Linked DNA regions of Homo sapiens: region 2 is linked to region 1. Evidence: chromatin loops called from intact Hi-C (ENCODE). Cell type or tissue: stomach. All regions are shown on one strand. Links, peaks and the distances in the headings refer to the core of each region. The heading gives the core; the rest is flanking DNA. Region 1 overlaps LOC102467217 (a long non-coding RNA gene). Region 2 has its middle 17 kb from the start of COMMD10.

Region 1 (5,389 bases), core at 286-5,285:
TTGCTTAAAGCAAAGAAATATTTTTAAATTCATAATAGGAATATAAAGCTGACCTTAAAAATTTTTTTATAGTGCTAAAATTTTATTTTCCTCTTTAGAGACATTGACTCAGTTTGATCTTTACAGAATATGTATGAAACACAATATAATAATCATTTAGATTAAAGAGGCTTATGATTAAAAACAGATGGATAAAATGTTTTATTATTGGGCATTTTGATATTTATGCTGACTAAATATTACTCTTGAACTTGTCTCCAAAGGTCCTGACAAAATGATGACAGCCCATCCCTTGTGAAAATTCAGCCCATCAGACAGTGTGAGAACATGAGCTCAGAATTTCATCTGATAATTTCCCATCTTTAATTCATTTTAGAATATGATACGCATAAGTGGAAAAAAAACAAAACCCAATGACTAGTGATTCATCCTTTTGTTGCCTTTAGCTTTATTCTCACAATAGCTTTTTGGAATTCTGTGACTTGTGTGGTATAGAATCTGACCCCATCAAGAAAGGCACAGAAAGATTATATAACATGTTACTCACCATCAGAATATCAATATGATTAGATAACTGCACACTGATGTTTCTGAAGAGATAAAAGAAAATTTGGTATGTTGGCAATCCTCAGATGACAATCATTTGTTATCTGCCCAATATATAAATTTCTCAACATACAGCTGATTAAGTAAGAGAAAGAAAAATATCCACCAGTAATTCGACATATGTTATATTCAATATTGAGTGTGGATACTTTGCATTTTATGTATTTGCATAATTCCAGTGGAGAATAAGGTAAACTTTTATTTTTGAGGTTATAATATTTGTGATGAAAATGAACCTGTCCCTTATTCCTCACTCACCGCTTACATGTGATGAAGTAGTTAATCTTCAAAGTGGGTGAATTGAGCCTTTTTCTTTTTCTTTTTTTTTTTTTTTTGAGACAGTCTCGCTCTGTCACCCAGGCTGGAGTGCAGTGTCAGGATCTCGGCTCACTACAAGCTCTGCCTCCCGGGTTCACGCCATTCTCCTTCCTCAGCCTCCCAAGTAGTTGGGACTACAGGCGCCTGCCACCAAGCCCAGCTAATTTTTTGTATTTTCAGTAGAGATGGGGTTTCACCGTGTTAGCCAGGATGGTCTCGATCTCCTAACCTCGTGACTCACCCGCCTCAGCCTCCCAAAGTGCTGGGATTACAGGCATGAGCCACCGTGCCCAGCCGAATTGAGCTTTTTTCAGGCTAAACCATAAGTTTATGGCAAAGACAGTTTCTCAATTATGATCTACTATACATGTATATGTATGTATATGTATAGGTACATATATGTATATGTATAGGTACATATAAATGTATATATATATATTTGGTTTGAAAATTCACTTCAGAAATTTGACGTGGGGAAAAAAGGAAACAAGACAAGATAATGTGTTAAAGGTGAAAATGATAAAATGCTAGGGTGCAGAGAATAATCTCACATGAGCTTTCTTAATACTTGGGAATAAAACATAACAACATGTTGTTCTTATATAACTCTGGTCTAGCTAATGGTATGTTATCTGTATATGGCACTACATAATACTGTGTTTTCCCTAAGCCCATGCATGACACTTTACACTAATTTATAAAAAGAAAGCATGTTCCCATAGACCAATGCAAGAATACACACTGCAGTAGGTAGACAAGCTAAGGGGGCAGAAGTCCAACAATGTAGCTCTTTTTGAGGAACTTTGGTCACAAGATGAGGTCCTGCCACAGTATATGACCAGAGCTGCAAACAGTCGAGAAAACTGAGAATCTTGGGGGAAGGTGGTATGCAGAGTTAAGCTTGGGTATGGGTGGCAAACCATAGGATGTGTGTGAGGGGCAACCATGAAGTGATATGTGAGATTTAACTCATGTGCCAAAAGTAAGTGTGATCCTCTCTGCCCTCAATGTTGTAGCCTAAGAAACCAATGTGCCAGGGCACAAAAGATTCTCTTGACCTCCTCCTTTGTTATTACTCAGCATATTCTTTTGAATATACTGGGGTGGAAAATTTTTTAGATTTAGGGGGACAGATGATTTTTAAGGAATTGCCAAATGCCATTGGATGGGGAGTAATTTATCTTTTTTTATTGTATTGCTATGTTTTTTCTTTCTAGAGAAAGAAGGGGAAAGAGAAAGGAGATTATTATAAAATAATGAGGCATTTTCTTGCATATCTTTGGAAAATTTATTTTAAAATATTATGTACCTCATATATGTGTGCTCCTAAGTACAAAGCACGTCTACTCAAAAATTTATAATTACATAACATTACCAAATTGTTCTTAAAACAAGAAAGGTAGCTAATTTCTATCTGGACTACAGGTCTTGTGTGATTGGTTCATATGGAATATGTTCATAGTGCCCATGTCAAGTCTGGGGATGGATAAAAATAGGAAAACAAAATACATGGACAAAGCATAAATCTTGGTGTCAGTATGCATAATAAATGAAAGCCTTAATTGCATCAAAAAATAAATATAGATGTAAGGAGCTGGCACAAACTCAGCACTCAATATGTGCAATCTGTCAGAGGATAGAGCTGCCACAAAAGCTACCATTATGAGCATTTACTATGTACCAGATCTGCCAAATTGCTTTACACATATATCTTGCTTCTTTCTCAGGACGGTCCTATTACAGGGAAATTACTATTTTCCACTTCTAATATAGGGAGGTTTAGAGAGGTTAGATAAGTCAATTAAGGTCACACGGCTAACAGTAGCAAAGCCAGATTTTGAAACCATGTCTGTCCAACACCAGATTCTGCACTCTTAATCCCTTAACTCTCTTTTGTATGTTTTCTGCAAAAGTAAAAAAGGAATTGAAATGAATGTACTCTGCTCACATCGAAACTATTACACCAAAAGTCTGTTCCTTGGCTGAAAAACACACACACACACACACACACACACACACACACACACACACGGCATGGCCCTTACTGACTTATACACCAGCTTACTCAGCTGAATGAGTACTTCCCTATTGTCTTTTATCTTTTGTCTTCCTTTACCTCCCTTCTTGACTGTCATCCTTCCCATCTGACTTTGCCTTAACTCCACTATTCCCATCTCTTTCACCTGAATCCCACCTTTACTTTTCTCCTTTCACAAAGGCAAAGACTTTGATGCTGGGGGTAAAAAGAAGAGAACCCGCAACCCCTAGCTGCCTCATCCTCCCCACCCATAGGCCATTCAGCTGTGTCTGAGGCATCTTCTCGTTTCCCCAACAGCCTGCTTGCCAAATCCCCAAGCCCTTCTCCAGCTCACAGGCAAAGATGCCTAGAGTAATCTCAGTTTAGTTTTCCTCTACATTGTAGTTTATCCTGGTTTATGTCCTCCAAGACATAGCTCCACTATCTGTTTTCCTTTCCTAACGAGGTTAGGAGGAGGGAACATGAGAAATGAGGTGCAGGAAGAAAACTTTTCTACATTTAGATGGTTTCTAGAGTGTGTCACACTTCCAAATTGAAATGAGGCTTGTTAAAAGAGTACTCAGTAAGTGGGGCTGTTCACCTAACATTGCCTCCTCTGGGTATCAGAGTCATGACTGCATCAGTCAGGTGAGGTCCACAACTTGTCTATATTCCACAGTGCCCTAGGAGTTGGGGCAGGCGGAGGGTTCTTTAACTTCACATTTCATTAAAACACTGTATTAGTCTGTTTTCACACTGCTATAAAGATACTACCCAAGACTGGGTAATTTATAAACAAAGGAGGTTTAATTGACTCACAGTTCCACAGGCTTAACAAGAAGCATGGCTAGGAGGCCTCAGGTGAAACTTACAATCATGGCAGAAGGCGAATGGGAAGCAGGCACCTTCTTCACAAGGCGCAAGAGGGCGTGTGTGTAGGAGGAACTGTCAAACACTTATAAAACCATCAGATCTTGTGAGTACTCACTATCACAAGAACAGCATAAGGAAACCACCTCCATGATCCAGTCACCTCCCACCAGATCCCACCCTCAACACGTGGGGATTATGGGGATTACAGTTTGAGACGAGATTTGGGTGGGGACACAGAGCCACACCATATATCAAACACCAATAGCATTTTTAAGTAATGATTACATCAACACTATAAAATAAGAACTGATTTAGCTATGCTTATGTATAAACAATAAACAAATGCTATATAATGTTCCTGATGTAAATGTCCAATTCTTTCATAACTTAAGAATAGCTTTATAACATTGTTGGCTAAGAATAGCTAAGAGAGTCGTCTAATAGTCTCTGTTCTGCTCAAGTAAACATCTCTTCTATAACACATTATCCGAATTCTGCTTATCTTTGATTTTTAATGATTCCCAGGCTGTTCCTGTACCATACTGAGATGTCACCTCTCTGTGTGAGGGCCCCTATTGCTAGCCAGTAAATGATCCCTATCTGCAACTACTTAAAGTTCAGATTTTAAACAACAAAAGTCATTGTCATAGAATTGCCAATGTGTGTTTTCAATATACTCACCAAGATGCCTGGCACTAAGTACTTGTTGCTCCAAGAATAGCGTCAGGCAAGTAATAGGGGCCTAGTAAAATGAGGTTAAGGAGAAAAAAAAAGCAATTTCTTAGAAGGATGGGGATGATGTGGGTAGCTTATAGTTCCTAAAGGCAAGAAACTCAACTAGCCTCCCCAAGTTACTCTGTCCACAGTCACAGGATCTCTTGTTTCCAATTTTCTCTGGGCAAAGGCTTCATTCTCTCTCTTCCAGGCTGGCTCTCTCTGCTTATCCCAGCACACAGGAGGATATAGCCACTGCACCAGCCCTAGTTGTTCTTCCCTTCCAATTCGTACATTCAATAAAGACTTAGAGTTTGTGTGTGCCTAATCCACATTTGCAGGAAAATGAACAGATTGATCAGCAGAAATTGGGTTTCCATCGGGTCCAACACACCAAGGGAGGGGGCCAACATGGGAGCCCACGAGAGAAGGAGGTGAGGAAGGGTTCTCAAAGGAGAAGGGTAGAATGAGGAGAACAATGGGATAAATGGCTTCACTTATTTCTGATCGCTCTGTTCTGCATGCTTTTACACTCTTGGGCAGGACAAATAATTTTTTTAAACCAGAGCCCAAGAGGCAAACTGATCAACCACTGGGCTTAATAATGGATGTTAGGACATGTCCCATATATTACCATTAAACGTGCTCCTGATAATACCTTTTCAAGGATATAGCTGTTTAACGATGGTATCCTCTTGGTTCAGACACATAGAAGCTAAGAGGGGAGAACCAAACCTCTTTGTTCATGAGCCAAGAATGAAAGGAACAGCAATTAAAAGAAGTTAGTTGTATCTTATTCCCCCATTCTAGGTTGTTATCTCTTATCAGGACTTAAATTCTATCCAAGGGAAGCTCTCTTCC
Region 2 (5,389 bases), core at 105-5,104, 420 kb after region 1:
TAGTCTTTGTGATGGCAGATATATAATACAGTTGGCCGTTGAACAGTGCACAGGTTAGGGGTACCAATGCATATTTTGTATGTTATATATTTACAGAGTGTATTCTTACAATAAAGTAAGCTAAAGAAAAGAAAATGTTAAGAAAATCTTCATGAAGGGGAAATATATTTACTATTCATTAAGTGGAAGTGGATCATCATAAAGATCTTCATCCTTGTCATCTTCACATTGAGTAGGCTGAGAAGGAGGATGGAGAGAAGGGGTTGGTTTTGCTGTCTCAGGGACGGCTGAAGCAGAAGAAAATCTGTGTATATGTGGACCCAGACAGTTCAAATCTGTTGTTCAATGGCCAACTGCAAATTTTAAAATTAGGTAAAATAATTCTCCCCATTTTGTTTTTCTTTTAAACATCGTTTTAACTACTACAGTTCATTTACTTTTCCACATACATTTTAGATTAATCTTGTCTATATCCATAAAAAAATCTTGCTAGCATTTTAATAGGAATGTGTTAAATCTGTGTATCAATTTGAGAAGAACTGACATTTCTATTACCTTAGAGTCTCCCTTCCAGTTCATGAACACGGCATGTCTTTTTGTATATTTATTCCATTATCATTCCATCCATATTCCATTATAGGTTTTTTCCATTATCATTTCATAGTTTTTGGCTTACAAGTCTTATATGTATTTTGTTAGATTTACAATCACGTGTCTCATTTTTCCGGACAATTCTAAATGGTATCATATTTTAAATTTCAGTGTTTATTGATAGCATGTAGAAATAAAATATATTTTTGTATGTTGATCTTGTATCCTACAACTTTGTTGAAGTCCCTTATTAGTTTTAGAAGGCTGTTCGTAGATTTAAAAAAAAATCTTTGTAATTTTTTTTGGAATTTTCTATGTAGATGGAATTTGTCATCTGCAAATAGGGACAGTTTTATTTCTTCCTTTCTAATGTATACGCATTTTCTGTCCATTTCTTTCATTATTACTCTGGCAAGACCTCCCATTACTCTCATAGCAGTGGTGAGAACAAGCAGCCTTACCTTGTTCTTGATCTTGGGGATCTCATTTAAAACATTTTTTGCTACTTTCTTCTAGCTTCCAATGTTTCTGAAGAGAAACCTGTCCTTTGAATTTTTTTTTTCCCAGAAGTAATGCTTTAAAAAATTTGCTTTTCAGCTTTCAGAGGTTGAGTTATGATGTGTGTTGGTGAGTATGTGTTCCGTTGTTGGGGTACCTCATTACAGCCTGGCCAGGGTGGAAGTCCAGGTTCCCTATTCAGCCTTTGCTGGTGGGAGTGAGGGCACAGTTTTCTTCTGTGATTGTTGGTGGAGTAGACGGGTTATTGTTTAAAACCCTTCTGTCTTGCTGGGCTGCCTATTTCTTGGTTCTTTGGCTACAGAGACCAAGGTTTTGGGAGCTTTTTCCATCTGTGCCCATTGGCATTTCTGGATTGCTGACATCTCCGTTACCCAGTCTTCATACACCCAAAGATGTATGAAGTAAAAGAAAGTAAAAAGAAACCCAGGGTACTTACTGCTCTGTCCTTCCTCATGTCCCAGGTCCCTAACCAGTCTGCCTCCTTCTCTCTGCCTTTCAGAGTCATCTTATATTTGTTTTATTCGTAAAGTCCAGAGTTTGTAACTGTATGTAGTGAGAAGAATAGCAAAAAAGCATCCCTACTCCATTTTTCTGCAAATGGAAGTCCTTGTTGGGCTTTAATGTCAAGGTGATGCTCGCCACATAAAAGGAGATGGTGACCACTTTCTTTTCTCTACAAGCCTTTGTTTCAAGTGAAACTATTCATCCTCACATGTTTATTGGAACTTGCCAGTGAGGCCAGTTGGACCTGAAGGGATTTTTTTTTGTTGTTTTCTTTCTCTCTCTCTCTTTTTTTTAATAGGAAGGTTTTCAATAACACATTTGTTTTTAAAACAGTTATATTCTGTTTTCTTCTATTTTTCTTATGTATTACATATTACATATATATCTTTCTATAAGTTATCTATTTTATATAAATTTTCAAATTTGTGAACATAGTTATATAAAATATATACATTGTCATTTTTAAATATCAACCATTTTCCTCAAATTTTATTTATAAATTATTTAAAGGACATTACTAACCAGCATTCTTTCAGTAAATTATTTTCCCCCTTAGTTAGCCAGAGTTGGTCAGAGTTGGATTCTCTTACTCATAAACAAAACACCCTAACTAATACACTTATTGTCCAGAAAATGGAGAGACATGTATAGTGTAGTTGCGGCAAATTGCTTTTCAATAAATTTCCACAAAAAATCTATTCCTTCTGTTTTCTGAGAGATACCTAGAGCCTGATTTAAGAGGTGTGAGCTAAGGCCCTCCCGTTTCTTTTCGACACACTGCTAACAATTGTGTTCTCAGCAATAGGAACTGAAAAGTGTCCATACAACTCATAAATTGTTCCCACTTCAATAGAACAGAAATTACTTTGCTTTTCAGGAGTTACTACAAAAAGTCCTAGAGAAAGAAAAAAGAAAAAAACAAAAACAGAATCCCAAAAAAGTCCTAGAGAGTGAGAGGAAGGAATGCTTTTTCAGTTGCTTCACATTTAGAATCCCATTCTAGCTTTGAATTTTCCAAACAGTACTTGGCATAGAGTAGCACTAAATATATGATTTCTATGATTTTTGCATATATTCTTGAATGATGAGGGTTATTTGCATTTTGTAATTTTTAATCATACATTTTCCTAAAAACGATATACAGAGGAAATACATGAATGGTTTTGGCTCCCTCTGCTGGCCATTTATATGCACTTTAGGTTTTACACAGAACAAAATCAAGACCACTTTTTCAAATGGATTTGGAATTTTTTCAAAAAGATTATTTAAGGCTGGGTACCATGAGATTTTTATCTTTTCTTTGGAATAAAAGATGATTTTCTCAAGATTTTGTTTCTTTTTTTAAAAGTCAGGGTCTCACTTTGTTGCCCAGGCTGGAGTGCACAATCATAGCTCACTGTAACCTCAAATTCCTGGGCTCAGATGATCCTCCTGCTTTAGCCTCCTGAGTAGCTGGGACTACAGGTGAGAGCCACCACGCCCGGTTAACTTTTAATTGTATTTAACTTTTTAAGATCAGGGCTCGAGTGCTATGTTGCCCAGGCTGGTCTCTAATGCCTGGCCTCAAATGATCCTCCTGCCTCAGTCCTCCAAAGCCCTGGGATTACAGGTGTGAGCCACCATGCCTGGCACTATTTAAACTTTTCAATTTAATTTTTCAAATTTATACTTCAAAAAACTTTAACATTATAACTGTTATAACATTATAACTTTAAAAAAGGATACATTTAGCACAATAAATGAAGTTTAGAAAATGTTTTAGATAAAAGGCCTGACTCCTGCTATGTCTCTTTCTCAAGCTGTCTGTGGTGAAGGTACCCAGTTATAGAGACTGATGCCATTCCATATTGCCATAACAATGCCTCCCTCAGTCCAGTCAATTCCTCGGCCATTCTCCAAAGCAGCTATTTAAACGTTTGGCCTTTTTAACTCCCGACTTCTTTATCCTCTTCTCAATATTGCTGTTTTCTTGGAAATGATAGAGACCATCCGATACATAACTTTGACATTCTGATTTTTTCTCCTGCCCCCAATCCTACTAAGAGTCTCTATCCATACCTCTTTTTTGCCTCCACTCTTGTAGTTTCAGTGAAACAACTTTCTCTCCTGTTAAAGGACAGTCAATTGGGATGGATCCCTTTTCCCTGGGTTCTTTAGGAACAGCACTGTATGAAACATTATCATCTCTCTCTTTTCTATATCTTTGTTGGCTTTTAATGATCATGTGATCATACACTTATTGTTTACGTCAGCTGGGATCTTTCAACTGCAAACAGCTCTGGCTAATTTAAGCAAAAAAAAAGGGGGGTGGGGGGCACTAGATCTAAGAAAATGCAGAAAAGGTTGGCCTCAGGAAGAAAAGGCACCAGGCCAGTTTTATGAGCTGGGTAGCCACACATCATGAAGCAGGGACCAACCATCAGAAACTTTGCTGAGCTGGGGGAGAGAGCTGAACTGCCAGGTGTCAGACTAGTTAAAACAACAAGACAAATGTGAAAGAGGTAAGGGTGTAATCACTTACTGTGATGGTATATGCAAGAATCTAAAAGGAGATTGCTGTGAGATTTAATGAGATAATGCTTGTAAAGCATCAGAAACAATCCTGGGTACACAGCAAACATAACTTGATAAATGATGGCTATCGTTACGTATTCAGAGCATCCACAGTGCCCTGTATTCAGATGAATCATGACACTTTTTCACTTCACTGTTGTTTTGTGGCCTCATACTGATGTGTAAGTTCCTTAGAAGCTTAGGAGAAGGGATTGTGTTTTTTAAGCGCAAGATCCCTAGCACAGAGCTTGGCACAAGGTAGATATTCAATAAATGCATGCTGGATAATGGTAAGAGACAACCTGGATTACATGTTAAGCGCATATGAAAGTAAAGTAAAATAGGTGTGGTTACAAAAGGTCCTCTAGGTTTCCTAAATAGTAGCATAAATTATTTACATTAAAATATTTGATTATTAACAGGCATGGAGGTGCATGCCTGTAATCCCAGCTACTGGGGAGGCTTAGGCAGGCAGACTCCCTGAGCTTAGGAGTTTGAGATCAGCCTGGGCAACATAGTCAGGCCCCATCTCAACCATATCATCTTGGTTATCATTTTTACTTTTTCAAATACTGACTCCTTGTATAAATAGAATTTGAGAGTCTGTCAGACAAAATCTTTTCCTTTCCTTTGTTGTCCTATGACCACCACCACCAGCATCCTCATCGCCAACATAATTGTCTTCAAGTGCTTTAAGCAATCATTGAATAATAATCTTCTTGGTTAGTTTGTCCAGCAAGAAATCCCTGTTGCACGTTAGATTCCTCAGGAAGCAGAATCTGAGATGAGATTCACAAGCAGGAAGTTGAGTGCTGTTGAGTTGAATGCTTAGAAGGGATAGAAGGGAAACAGGGTTGGGTAGAGGGAGAGATTGGGCTGCAATGCAGTCACAATAAGCCCTCAGCTGGCCCCCCAGGAGCTGCGAATTGGAAATGGCTCTTCAGTGTTGTTCCAAGTTGATATCAAAAGGACACAGTGGTGTGCTAGAACTGACTCATTCCAGCTTGGGAGGTGATTGTGTGCATCTCTTCCCCAATGGCCATTCATTGATCACACTTTGGTACTTGATATGGGCTATAGTAGAAATATCAACACTATAGAAACTGGTTAAATGCTACAAATTAGGGCATTTTTCTCTCTTCAGAGATCTGGTTGTTAAATATTACCAGTCAGATACAGACTGCACTGAGAAGTGGACGTGGCCTTGGGCTAAGTGGTACTC

The links. Peaks named below come from ENCODE experiments on the same cell type or tissue, not always from the same donor. Only the 100,000 strongest peaks of a DNase experiment are listed, where the experiment ranks them.
Region 2: it touches region 1 in a loop (4-fold over the local background); 96 of 110 quality-filtered maps call a loop at or near these places.

The regions. Positions count from the first base shown.
Region 1 is chr5:115,641,707-115,647,095 of GRCh38, forward strand. It overlaps LOC102467217 (a long non-coding RNA gene), which reads right to left. Exons shown (of 5, transcript NR_104674.1): 4 at 4,496-4,556; 5 at 419-590. Among named protein-coding and RNA genes, the nearest start is that of TMED7-TICAM2, 18 kb to the left of the region's middle. In stomach, for the core only: no CTCF peak of the experiment used is centred there; no DNase peak of the experiment used is centred there; H3K27me3 peaks cover 1,316 bases.
Region 2 is chr5:116,065,447-116,070,835 of GRCh38, forward strand. No RefSeq gene overlaps it. Among named protein-coding and RNA genes, the nearest start is that of COMMD10, 17 kb to the right of the region's middle. In stomach, for the core only: a CTCF peak has its summit at 2,788 (motif pointing left); a DNase peak (open chromatin) is centred at 2,785; H3K27me3 peaks cover 1,708 bases.